Linked DNA regions of Homo sapiens: regions 1 and 3 are each linked to region 2. Evidence: chromatin contacts called from ENCODE Hi-C or POLR2A ChIA-PET data. All regions are on one chromosome and are shown on one strand. The core of a region is the stretch at or near the end of the contact, and the rest is flanking DNA. Distances in the headings are between cores, read along the strand shown.

Evidence for each region. Hi-C counts contacts between places; a loop is a spot of excess contacts on that map. ChIA-PET counts read pairs that join two places held with the same protein, here RNA polymerase II (POLR2A). Pooled maps may share reads with other maps.
Region 1: a map with no recorded cell type shows a loop between it and region 2 (8-fold over the local background). The contact joins the promoter of SFT2D1 here to the enhancer-like site in region 2. A Hi-C loop is called at or near these places in 1 of 37 single-sample maps with no recorded cell type and 2 of 50 pooled maps. POLR2A ChIA-PET finds 5 or more read pairs at or near these places in 1 of 52 experiments (OCI-LY7).
Region 3: a loop to region 2 is called in a map with no recorded cell type, with 11 times the contacts of the local background. The contact joins two enhancer-like sites. A Hi-C loop is called at or near these places in 2 of 37 single-sample maps with no recorded cell type and 2 of 50 pooled maps.

What each region holds. Positions count from the first base shown.
Region 1 is chr6:166,341,057-166,345,582 of GRCh38, reverse strand. SFT2D1 (SFT2 domain containing 1) reads left to right here and starts at 3,038. Exons shown (of 8, transcript NM_145169.3): 1 at 3,038-3,164. The coding sequence starts at 3,102. LOC100289495 (a long non-coding RNA gene) reads right to left here and starts at 2,952. Exons shown (of 2, transcript NR_040022.1): 1 at 2,436-2,952. RefSeq lists an enhancer at 2,213-3,106 and a silencer at 3,168-3,327.
Region 2 is chr6:157,762,095-157,766,732 of GRCh38, reverse strand. No RefSeq gene overlaps it. Among named protein-coding and RNA genes, the nearest start is that of SNX9, 59 kb to the left of the region's middle. RefSeq lists enhancers at 2,132-2,181, 3,072-3,141, 2,714-3,913, 3,415-4,342 and a silencer at 2,672-2,781. Within about 2 kb of position 2,317, at least 35 of the 41 ENCODE cell types and tissues checked have a DNase peak (open chromatin) inside an H3K27ac peak, as active enhancers do; they include OCI-LY7, where a contact is called at or near this core.
Region 3 is chr6:163,704,335-163,708,559 of GRCh38, reverse strand. No RefSeq gene overlaps it. Among named protein-coding and RNA genes, the nearest start is that of QKI, 290 kb to the right of the region's middle. RefSeq lists enhancers at 107-226, 1,709-1,778, 3,723-4,022. Within about 2 kb of position 1,644, at least 4 of the 41 ENCODE cell types and tissues checked have a DNase peak (open chromatin) inside an H3K27ac peak, as active enhancers do.

The sequences.
Region 1 (4,526 bases), core at 1,789-4,288, 8.6 Mb before region 2:
TTCTGACTCAGCTCCTCTCTACCCTGAATATGAGAGACCCTAACAGTTAGACAGGAATATCGTCACCCCTATTCAGCATGAAGAAGTTACAGAAGATGGACCTTCATCCTTCTGCAACCCCTAGGATTAAGGGTCTTCTTGTAAAAGGGAAAGGGGAGATATGTGGGAAGCATTCAAACCAGAGCCATGCTAGTAATAATGATAGCTAGTAATAATGATATCTTCTCTTTTACAATAAAGAGAAGGGGGGCATGCTGGGAAAAAGCTGAGTGTTGGGGGGAAACTGAGGCAGGGCTTGCATAATGTCCTCTGGAATGTGTCTAGACTTGCTGGCTCCTTGCTTCTAGCCTTCCTAGGCTCCTAGGCACCTATTCCCATTATCTCAAGTAGCAGAACATGTTCCATATAAATGCTAAACTGTCACAGCTGTAAATCATGTGCTTAATGCAACATGACCTCCACATTCTCACCACCTGTTTCTTAGTTGGATTACCAATAAACACTGTGGGCTCCCAGAGCTCGGGGCCTTCACAGCCTCCGCAATAGCAATGGCCCCTGTTGTCCCACATTTCTCTCTCAAACTTTTTTCTCAATCTTTTGACTCTGCTGGACTTTGTCACTCCCACAACCTGGTGTTGGGTCTGATCACCCCAACAATTTTGTGCATGTCCTTGTGTTCAGGAGTCATTGGCTCTTGAAAAAACTATGTGGCCAGGAAGCAGGAAGAGCTAGGAAGTAAGGTTTTTTTGTTTGTTTTTTGAGACAGAGTCTCACTCTGTTGCCCAGGATGGAGTGCAAACGAGCGACCTCAGCTCACTGCAACCTCCACCTCCTGGGTTCAAGCGATTCTCCTGTCTCAGCTTCCCAAGTAGTTGGGACTACAGGCGCCCGCCACCATGCCCAACTAATTTTTGTATTTTTGGTAGAGACGGGGTTTCACCATATTGTCCAGGCTGGTCTCAAACTCCTGACCTTGTGACCCACCCGCCTTTGCCTCCCAAAGTGCTGGGATTACAGGAGTGAGCCACCGCGCTCGGCCTATACTTGAAAATCTTGAAAGCAGTTATGTCAGATATGTGAACCAGAGAAGCCCATCTTGAATAGCGGCTGGGTAAAATGAGGTTGAGACCCACTGAGCTGCATTCCCAGACAGTTAAGTCATTCTAAGACACAGGATAAGATAGAAGGTCAGCACAAGATACAGATCATAAAGACCTTGCTGATGAAACAGACTGCAGTAAAGAAACCGGCCAAATCCCACCAAAACCAAGGTAACAAGAGAGACCTCTGGTCGTTCTCATTGCTACACTCCCACTAGCGCCATGGCAGTTTACAAATGCCATGGCAATATCACGAAGTTAGCCTATATGGTCTAAAAAGGGGAGGCATGAATCCACCCCTTGTTTAGCATATCATCAAGAAATAACCATAAAAATGGGCAACCAGCAGCCCTGGTAATAGACAGCCCTGCTCTGCCTATGGAGTAGCTATTCTTTTGTCCTTCTACTTTTTTTTTTTTTTTTTGAGACGGAGTCTCGCTCTGTCGCCCAGGCTGGAGTGCAGGGGCGCGATCTCGGCTCACTGCAAGCTCCGCCTCCCGGGTTCAAGCAATTCTCTGCCTCAGACTACCGATGTTCCTCTACTTTTTAAATAAACTTGTTTTCACTTGCCCTGAATTCTTTTTGCGCAAGATCCAAGAACCCTCTTTTGGGGTATGGATCCGGACCCCTTTCCCGTAACACTTACGGACATACTCTCTTATTCAACAGAAACATAGTTTTATTCTATAGATTTTACAATCTATTTTCTGACCTTTTAAAGTTAAGGACATAAGGATAAGACTTCTCATATTAGTATGAACAGGCCACATAGAAATATCTTCTGCCTAAAGGAAAAGGATGCTGAGCATTGGACCGTTTCATCACAAGAAGGCGCGACTTGCTTTCCTAGGGTTCCTGTGGTATTTGTTTTTATCTAATTGAGTTTAGATAAAATCTCTACTGAGGCAGTAGGATGGACAATGAAACTTTTTGAGGATCCACCTTTTAACTGAAAGATTTTAGGGAGGAAATGGAGTGGGCAAAGTAATCAAAAGAACAGGCATTCTCATTACCATCTTACCAAGCCTAGAAGCAAACAGAAGAGCAAAACCTATCACTTAATGACTTCTGGAGACCATATTAGACAGGCAGCCCTGATTTTTAATCTCCTTTCTTAGCATGGTGGAAAATGAGAGAGAGAAAAATGCCACTTCCCCATTTCTTAGTGTTTGTTCATCCAGCACGAGCCGGAGAACAGTAAACGCTTGTTCAATGGTTTCACTGTTCACACAAAACTGGAAAAATGGGTTGCATTAGCTATTCCTTTTATAAATAAGATTTCACTCTTTCAAACTCCTAGCTGACCAGTGAACTGAGTAAAGAAATAGCTCTCACAAGGGCAAAGGAGTGAGGCAGCCTCTTGCTATTTCTCCTGAGACGGTCTGAAATACAGCTCCTCGCTTTAATCCTGAGGCAGGTGTTTGTGTCTCCGGATGAGGACACCCAGCTGGGAAGGCTAGCGACGCCCCCAGGGCCACCTCATGGGTGGCAGGGCGCTCTTCGGAGCACGGCCACCTGCCCGCAGGAGCCCTCCGCTCTCCGATTCCAGGCGAGGGGAGGCGCATTCGGGGCCTCGACTTCTGGGAACCCGGGGTGCCGCGGACCCGCCCAGCAAGGCCCCTCGCGGGGCCCGGAGGACGCCAAGTGCAGGGTTCAGTGGTCGTGCCCCAGTCGGGTCTACACTCAATGGCTGTGCGCCAGCTGTGGGCAGGGGGTCCACACCCGCGCTGTGTCCCCGCGCGTTACCACGGCGCACCTCGCGGACAGTGGGAAGGGATAGCCCCACCATCAGCGCCCACTCCGCGGACTTCACGGACCACTACCGGGTCCGAGAGAAAGGCTGGTGAGCATGCGCGCATTGCTACGGCGGCCGCGCTGACGCACAGGAAGCGGGCGGGACCGGACTTCCGGCTGGTCTGTGGGGTTTCGGGTTCGGGGTTTCCTGGTGGGCGTCAGGGGCAGGCAACAGAGTGGCGGCCGCTACGGCCCTGTAACAGGGCCATGGAGAAGCTGCGGCGAGTCCTGAGCGGCCAGGACGACGAGGAGCAGGGCCTGACTGCGCAGGTAGCGAACTTGCGCCCTCGTCCAGTCCCGGGGCTGCCCGCTGGCCCCGGCCGCACTGAGGACCGGCCGAGCGGGTGGGGTGGGTGCGAGGCCGGGGGTCTGGGACTCCTCTGCCCGGCTGGTTGATTTAGGAGGGCTCCGCCTGCTTCCTGGGTAGAATTTGAGAACTTTCCAGTTTTCCATGCGGTCTACTTAAACCCACTTTGAGGCCCCCCCCCGACTCTCCCATCTGGCCTTCTGACTTAGGAATCCGCTAACGTCTGCCCTCGCTTTCCCAAATAATCCATCGCTCCCACGTACTATTTGGTTTTCTGAGCCTGGTGCGGGGTCTGGCCTCGGGCTGTGCAGCGTAAGTAGCTATGCAGGGCATTTATCCTGCAAGCTGCAGTGAGCCGAGACCCTAAAGCTTGTTGCATCTGTTTGTCTTTGGAGGTAAAGGTGGTGTTATGTGTGTGTTTGCTGGGGGGTGGTCTTTTGGAAATAGGGAGACTGGAGGAAAAATAAACAGGACATTGGTAAGTGAAATAATATTGAATTAAAATTTTTCTGTTAAGGCAGTGAGCCCTGGTAAGAGATTTTTTTTTTTTTCTTAATAAAAGCCCTTGTGTCTGCGCCTTACCAGCGAGACTTGATAAGGGTTACTTCCTCCAGCAAGAAGGTTAAAAGTAGCAGTGGAGCAGGAACTGCGGTGTAAGTTTTTTTGTTATTGCATGCGATTATATTGCACGTTATTGTGTGCTGTCGCAGAAGTTGGACGTTTAAAATTGAATTGTATTTCATAAGGATCTTCTATTTGTCTCTCCTGACTTCCTTGTCATTATACTTACTCAGCACTTGGTGTGGGTAGAGTTCTGGGCTACAGTTTTGGGTTCAGAGAGTGTAAGACAAGTATCTGTTCTCATTGCACTCTGTAACTCTGTATATTACCACAGCCACATGTGGCCAATGAATTTTTTTTTTTTTTTTTTTTAGATGGAGTCTTGCTTTGTCGCTCAGGCCTGGAGTGCAGTGGCGTGATCTCGACTCGCTGCAACCTCTGCCTCCCGGGTTCAAGCAATTCTCCTGCCTCAGCCTCCTGAGTAGCTGGGATTACAGGCACCTGCCACCATGCCCTGCTAATTATTTTGTGTTTTTAGTAGAGATGGGGGTTTCACCATGTTGGTCAGGCTGGTCTCGAACTCCTGACCTCAAGTGATCCGCCCACCTTGACCTCCCAAAGTGCTTGGATGACAGGCTTGAGCCACTGCGCCTGGAGCAATTAAATTTAAATTAATTAAAATTAAATAAAATTTAACATTCAGTTCCTTAGTCACAGCAACCACATTTCACATGTTCAGTAGGCACATGTGGTTAAAGGCTACT
Region 2 (4,638 bases), core at 1,068-3,567:
AGATTTCACACCCAAGTGTCCAGAAGCCCCTCATACAGAACTCAGAGTCAGTGCCTGAGAGAAGCCACAAGGCTTGTCCAATCAGCTGGCATCCCGAGCCCCACAGAAGGATGGGATTCCAAGATAGTAGTTAGGAATCTTTTGGTTCTATGGGGTACAATCATCCAGAGTTAAGCAAACAAGAAAAATGTAATACCTGAGAAGTGTCCAGTAGAAGCAGGACTGGGCCTCCGCAGAGCTTGTGGAAGGGCAGGACTGAAGTCTGAGAAGCTTTCAGGGCTCTGTCTCTCGTTGCTGTAGGCCAACTTCCACGCACCTCAGTGCAAGGTGGGGAGCACGGAACATGGTCTGGGGAGCACCAAGTTACACATTTTGAGTCCAGCAATAGGAAAGATTTCTTTGTTCCATTTTATATTCCAGGGGAAGCGCCAGTGAGTGGCTAAGTCTGGGTAAGGTCGCCATCCTGGTCCACAATATTATAGACAGGAGGCAGGTGACCTGTGACAAGTTCATCCCTTTGAAATGGGGGACCAGAGTTACCAGAGAGCTGGGAATCATTGTGAGTGGACGGAGGACTCAGTAGGTGTCCATTGTTGTGTCCAGGTGTCTGAATTCAAAACAAGTTAAAATGAAGCATCATACTCACACCCAGACAAAGTTAAGCAGGGACTAAGTTAGTGACAAGATAGTTCACCAACTATTTATTAAAATCTTCTGGAAAATATGTGTGTGCTGTAAATATTGTCTTGATGACAATGAGCTGTTTTTAAAAGATTTTTTTTAAGGATAATTTGGTGGGGAAACGTGCTCCCAGACAACAATGCTCATGGACCCAAGACCTTTTAGAAGATTTTTGGTGCAAAGGAGTCTGCACGGAGAGGCTTTCCTGACTCATACCCTACTTGTTTCCAAAGCTCCCCTGTGAATAAATATTACAGCAGGAGGGTCAGGATGGAACATTAGCAGATGTGAACATTTTGGCTCTTGAGGGTGACACTGCTGAATCTATGCCAGGTCCTCTCTCTCTGGAAAATTACTAAACTACGCTCAAATGATAAAACAAAACAAATACATTTCAGGCGGGGCGCGGTGGCCTACGCCTGTAATCCCAGCACTTTGGGAGGCCGAGGCGGGCGGATCACGAGGTCAGGAGATCGAGACCATCCTGGCTAACATGGTGAAACCCCGTCTCTACTAAAAATACAAAAAATTAGCCAGGCGTGGTGGCGGGCGCCTGTAGTCCCAGCTACTTGGGAGGCTGAGGCAGGAGAATGGCGTGAACCTGGGAGGCGGAGCTTGCAGTGAGCCGAGATCGCGCCACTGCACTCCAGCCTGGGCGACAGAGCGAGACTCCGTCTCAGAAAACAAACAAACAAACAAAAAAAAACAAATATATTTCAAAATGAACACCCGAAGCCCCCACAGTCATAGCTGTGTGCCTCCATGCACCTCTGCAATGTGGTGGGAGCGGGAATATCCATGCCCAAATACTTGCCCATAAATATCTCCCATCTAACTCTTTGTGGAGGAGATCAGATCCGAGTGGAAGGGCTCGGTGTCCCTGAGGGTAACGCCCATTGTCTAAGCAAGAGGAGTCTCTTTCTAACCCTAATAGGCTTGTTAACTCTTGGTGTTCTTCCTGTTCCTTTTTAGATAATCTATTAGGTTGGCACAAAAGTAATTGCAATCTTTGCCATTAAAAGTAATGGTAAAAACCGCAGTTACTTTTGCACCAAAATAATACATCACAGGTTTATACTCAGCCTTTGTTACTATTTTAGGTTGAATTATTTCCGTGCAAACCCTCAGAGCACAGGGATCTGTAATTATACTTTGCAAGAGATGTTACGTGCTACCAGCAAATTTTCCAGCTCAGTGATGCAAGGCAGGAGCTGTACATCTTCTCACATGTGGTTATTCATTCCATACAGTACTGAGAAAGAGCCTTAGTCACATTTGGACTCCCTAAGGAAGTGTCAGGCCACATCACTGCAGCCACATTCCTGCACAGAGCTTGCCTCAACCTCGCTCCTCCAGGCGAGCTCCATGCCGGCCACGTGATGGCCCCCGCCAGTGTTGAGAAGTGATTCATCGTCAGCTCCAGGGGAAAAACAGACTGTGTAGGAAGGTTCCATATGACAAAAACATCCGGATTTTTTTTCTTTCTGCCTTCTACTGGGCAATTCAGACCTTGTTATCATACAATTGAGGTGGAAATGTGACGTAATTAAACTGATTTATGAAAGTCACATACAGAAACCAGAGTCATTTTTTAGAGCCCCAGTGTGGTTAAAGTTTACTTCCTCTGTACATTTATAGCAAAGGCTTTTGAACATGGTTGAGGGCAGAGAGCCAGTTTCGGGTAGATTGGGAGAAGGTCTATTTGCTGGTTACTGCTGCTTCAATTTATATTTCCCCCTCAGTTTTACCAAGGAAAAGGCCTTAATGGACTGAATTCAATGTGAAGCTTGTGTGATTCTCTATCTGTGGCCACTTCAATGTGAACGCCAATGACCATGAGCCGGGTAATGACTTGGAAATATACTAGACAGAGCACAGCCATGGGAAATACCACGGAAGACTATGTTAGCTCCAGAATAACATCATTAAAACTAGCTTAATTTAGTACAGCATCTGGATCAGAAATAGTCCTAAACATGCATACACAAAGCAAGTATACATTTGCATGATACGTACACAGAGCTTTAAAAAGCAACCTGGATATAGTGTGTCAGTTTTCAGAAAGGGACCAAGATGAGATTAATGAACCTTGACACCTGCTTTGCTCTCTTCCACTGCCGTAGAAATCCTCTCTGCTGAGAGTCTGGCATACTTCATAGATACAGTATTTGGAGAAGCAGCAAGGCTGGATGGTTTGTGTAACACACTGGAAACGTCATGAGGCTGATTCTAGATTTGCCAGTCATCAACTGGGGGCACTTGGCCACGTTTTCTAACTCACAAAGGTTTTCCAGGATAACATTTCATGCTACCTCCCCTTGGTGTTTTGAGGAATCGTCAATAGGACAGACAGGCAAGCACATGAGAAACATAAGCTGCTAGTTGGCACAGGTGTGTTGGGCTGCTGGAATCAGGCAGGTGTATGGAGCCGGGTGACTCATGGAGGAGGAGGGGTTCCACCTGGAAGGGACACTCCCTGGTCTCTCTCCACATAGCTAATGTGAGTCACCACATTCCTGGCTCCCTGCCTGACTTGCTTCCGGGTCAACCACGGAACCCCAGGGCCACCTGGGGTTGGGCCTGCTCCAGCTGTTCCCTTCGGAGCCTTGCCCTGCTTGCTTTGCACTTGTTAGAAGAGGGAGCAGGTACTTCCCCGCAGGGACCTGTGTCTGCCTTCAGCTGTCTAAATTCCATGGAGAAGGCCTGGAGATCCATGGGGAAAACTCCTTTCATTCTGGGATGGTCTGGCCTGGAAGCCCGGAGCAGCTTCCTCAACCCCGCCGCCCTCCCCTTTTCCCTGCCTTGTACCCAAGGAGCCCCAGCCCCTACTCCACATCACAGAGGGCAGAGGTGGAGCCCACCTGGGACGGTGGCCACCTATACCCTCATCACCAGGCCTACATCAGCACCCTCTGGGCGTGACTTCCCTCACTTTCTAGGTAATGAAGAAAAAGATCGTGTTTTACATTGAGACGTATAATCTGTGTAGCTTGGAAGAGGAGAATATGCAACCCCCAAATATGCATAAGGATTGTTGAGCTGAAGGCCATTAAAAAGCAGATGCAGGAGAGCTCTCTGCCCTCGCTCTATTTGCCTAAAGCGGGGCACAAAGACAAAAGGTGTCCTGTCCCCCTTCCACCAGGGAGAACAAAGGTTAACCACGGAAGACAATTTCAAACCCTGTCAGCCTGGAGATGGTACTGGAGGAACCCACATGGGCAAGCCTCACCGAGCAGCCTTCCTCTGCCAGTTGTTTGCTTCTCCCCAAGTTGCTGCCCCCTAGAGACTCGAAATCCTTTTCTGCTTTTATTTTTAAAATATTTTAAAAAATACTTCCCCCAACCCCCACTGCATCCTCCCTAGCCACAGCGGGCTCCGGGACACTCTTCAGAGTCCTTTTCCTTTTCCTTTTCCTTGTCACTTCTCTAAATATTAGCTGTTCTTTGTTGAAGATACTGTCTAAGCTGGAATTCAAAGGCATCTCTCCCTGGTATCTTCCATGTGCATATTAAATACACATGATACTAAACTTCTGTTTGTTCCATGTGCATATTAAATATACATGATACTAAACTTCTTTTTGTTTTTCTCCTGTTAACCTGTCTTTTGTTACAGGGGTACATTCCAACTAAGAATTTATGAGAGCCGAAGAAAAAATTATCTTTCCTCCCCTACAGCAATGAACCAGAAATAGGCCACAGGGCCATCTGCTTTGGAAGCTTTGGTGGGATTCATAGGCTTTCTACCACCTTCCTTCATAGAAGGAACTGCACGCTTGAAAACTGCAACGAACCCAGTGAAAAGAGAAGAGGCTTCTGGCTACAATCAGATCTGCCAGTTGGCAGGTGATGGTGGGGGCACTGCCCCCAGAGCGGCTTCTAGACCTACTCTGCCCCTCCCGGCCCCACAGGGCACCCTGAGCTTGTACTCTGCCCCTCCCGGCCCCACAGGGCACCC
Region 3 (4,225 bases), core at 395-2,894, 5.9 Mb before region 2:
CACCTCCTGTCCTAAGTCCCTGGCTTCTCACACTCTCCCCTCTTGACTGTGTTTCGAGGCAAGGAAAATACCTATCATTGCCAATTATGGAACCTGTTACCAATGAAGGCCACCTTGGCTGCAAACTTATCTTTGATATGGGACATTCTCCATTGCTTGTGGTGGAGAGAACAGACCCTTTTCCCTTCTATGGTAATATGCCCCAATGGAGGTTTTCCACCACGTGAATAATCTAGACGACAGGTTTTCTGTGTAGCATCTTATGCCAATCTACGTCCCTCGTGCACAGCTTTGGAGAAGGGTCCATAGCTCTGTCTAGAGGCCCGTCCACCCTGAGCCCAGAACATCTCCATCCCTCAGGCGGCCGCCTGCAGCAGTGCAGCTGGAGGAAGTAAGTATTTTAGAGCATGTTTTCATACCTTGCTACTAGAGAAGTGGCAAAGCACTCTTGTTTTTGAGAAGTGATAACCTCTTAGAGATGAAAAAGGAAAAAGCTAAGGGGAAGCACTGAGCTGGGGAAACTCTTACAAATCAAGAATCTTATAGCAGAAGAGTTTTGCTTCTTTTGGAAACTGAATCAGTGTCACTAGTGGAATTACACCCCCGTGGGGGATGGGGGGGCACTGTTGTCTGGCAAACAGTGCAAGTCATTTGTCACACCTAAACACGACTAGGTTACCCTCAGCTACACCGTGTCTCCCACCGTGTGACCTGTGATTTCTTCCTGCTCTCCTTTCCATCTGTGTCCATAAAGACTTGGAGTGAGATCCGGTTTGCTTTTCTGCCTCCTCTGTCCTATTTGCCAGAGAAAACATTCTGGAATTCCTCCCAGGAACCTTCCCCCAGTGGTTTCTGTCCAGCCATCCGCATTCTGTCCTTTGGGGAAATATTTCTCCTACCATTCTGCACCAGCAGGTGTGCTAACGTAAGCCTGTGCACGAGCACCACTTTGCCTGAAGATCACATCTGTCACAGGAGTGTCTGTTCTGTGGACAACACTGAGGAACGCCTCTCTTTCCTCATGCCAAGCCACTAGCCCTCCACAGACACTTTCTAAAAACTGCCACCCACATCACAAATGGCTGCTTTTACTTCTCTCTCTACTCTCCCAGCTCGTTTTAAATGCTCCAGCTTAAATTTATCACATGTCCTCACTGGAGTTTACGGATAGCTTCTAATGTACCCTAATTCTAGAGTTATGGGAGAGAGGAGCAAATAAAGTACAGGATGTGGCTAAACCAATTTGTAAAAGGAAAGGAAAAAAATGCAACCCAGGCAGAAAACAACGGCATTCTTTTCCTATTAAATGTAAAGCAAATATTAAACTCCTGCAAGGATTTTAGAATTTATATCCATACCCATGCATTTATATCCTAATTGCTCATCACTATGGGAACCAGGTATTTTTGACTGATACTTTAAATATAATAAAGACACAAAAGAAAAAAATAGATCCAGCTTTCTGGGTGTAGACATTTTTCTAGGTGGTGCTTAATGAATTTAAGCTTCTGAGAGATGGTTTGTATTCATTGGATCCCCTATCCTGATACCAGACCCTAGTTCCTTGGTCTTAAACTGCAAGGATCAGACTCGCCTGGAGGCTTGTGAACATCCAGACTGGTGTGGGGCACCGCCAGAGTGTCTGACTCACTGGGTCTGGGAGGGGCCCAAGAGCCTGCAGTTCTAACAGGTGCTATAGATGCTGCTAGCTTAGGGCCCACTTTGAGAACTGGCTGCTTAGCTCAGTGTTTTGAGAATTAATAAGAGAAGGACACGTGGGAGATGAGACTCTGACATTAAGGATCACACCAAAATACCTCTACGCCCTTCGCCGAAGTCCTCACTTGGTGTCTTCATGTGCATATTCAAAACTCTGGAATTCAAGTTAATAATAAGAGCATGGAGGCCTATGCTCTATGAAATGTCCTGACAACATCCCTAACTTATCTCAAAGAGACTTACTACACATTGAATTTAGGTTTCACAGGGAAGTTTTTGCATGTTAATTAAATGCCAATTGATTACTAAAGGCAAATCCACTGAGGATTAACTAATGTCACTGACATGGACTTCTGACATAACTGCAAAATCCAGTGCTTAACAGATAGTAACAAGCTGTCTCATTAGAAATCAAATGACTATGGAAGAAATCATGTTTAAATGTGGGTATTTTTCATCGTGAGATTTGCTGACACATGGCAGCAAACAGACTTGATTTGGGATAACATTTTCTAACTATTGTCCTTAGCCTGCCGTGTTTCTGAAGCTGCTCCTGCCACAGCAGAATGCCTCTAATGGATGACCCCCCACTTAGGACAGCACTGACTCACCCACGCAAATCCAAAGTGTGGTGCATGCAAATTTTAGCCTCGAGTTCTAGTCTCAGAGCACAAAATAGTAACAACTACAACAAAAATAACAGCACCACGCACTGAGTCTACTGTGCTTCATGTACTACATGAAAGAGGAACCGCAACACCAATATTCCAGTCAACGGAAACGGGGCTCAAAGGGACTAAAGAGTGGACTGACCAAGGTGACACGTGCAAGTCAGTGGTGGAGCTAAGATCAAAGCTCTTCGCTTAATCACTACAGATATATTAAATATTAAACATTTACAGTCTACACAGTCTCTATTTTGTTGAAGATTTTTATGTGGTACATAATAGAATCATTTTACATGATACATAATGGAATATTTATTACGTTTTACAAATAAAACTGAGGCCGAGTGAGATTGGGAGAGTTACACAAATTCACAGAGGAAGTCCATAAAATGCCATGATTCTAACTAGACTACAAAGCCCCCTCTAAGCTCTGTCATTGCTCTTGGAGAATCCATTCGTGTGCTTCACTTGGTAAGTTCAGAGGTACTTACAAAATGCCTTCTATGTGCTAAACACTGGCAAAATGAACTTGCTGATAATTTTTATGACTGATCAACTTGAATGATGAGCTCCTATAGATTAAAGATGGCCACGTGTTCTTTGATGCGCTTCCCTATTAAGGGGAAACTATTTCCCCTCCCACAGGAATTCTGGGCTAGTCTGAGGCCCAGTAATTATATCCCAATTACTCATCACTATGTTTACCAGGTACTTTTGACTGGTACTTTAAATATTATAAAGACACGAGAGAAAGAAAAAATTGCTGGCCAGGTGCGGTGGCTCACGCCTGTCATCCCCACACTTGGGGAGGCTGAGGCAGGTGGATCACTTGAGGCCAGGAGTTCGAGACCAACCTAGCCAATATGGTGAAACCCCGCCTCTACTAAAAATACAGAAATTATCCAGGCATGGTTCTCAGCTACTCGGGAAGCTGAGGCATGAGAATCACTCCAGGAGGCAGAGGTTGCAGTGAGTCGAGAGTGCACCACCGCACTCCAGCCTGGGCGACAGAGTGAGAATCTGTCTCAAAAAAAAAAAGAAAGAAAGAAAAAATTGACAAGATACAGACTGCTGGGTGTAGGCATTTTTCTAGGTAGTGATATAGTAAGTTTAAGCTTTTGAGGGACAAAAGAGAAGGAGACTAATCTCTTTAGTCTTCTATATAACTCATCATTCAAGTTGACCAATCATAAAAATTATCAGCAAATATATATTTTGTCAGTGTTTAACACATAGCAGGCATTTTGTAAATTGCTCTTAACTCACTGAGTGAAGCACAGAGGTTGATTATCCTAGAGAAATGACAGCTGAGAGGGGGCTTTGTAGTCTAGTTAGAGTGCATTTTATGGACTTCCTCTGTGACTATTCAGCTTTGACTAACAGGGTATGGTGAAGTGACTGCAGGCCAGTCCACAGGCTTCAAAAGGACAGGCAGCTTCCACCTTGGTCTCCTGGAGCCCTGTGCTGCCAGGTAAGAGATCTGACAGTCCCGCCTTAGAGGCTATGGGGAGGCCCTGAGATGACATGGGGAAGCTGAGGTATCAGCTGAGCCCAGGCTTCCTATCCCTACCAGAGTGCTGGGCCTCTGACAGAAGCCTTCTTGAACCCCCAGGCCAGCCCAGCTACTAGCAGAAAAATTTCAGGTGTCTGAGCCCATTCATGCTGCTAAAACAGAAGACCACAGACAGGTTGGCTTAACCAACAAACATTTATTTCTCACAGTTCTGGGAGCTGGGAAGTCCAAGATCCAAGCACCAGCAGATTTGGTGTCTGGTAAGGACTCACTTCCTGGTTTGCAGATGGGTACCTTCTCATTGTATCGTCGCAGGGGCAGAAAG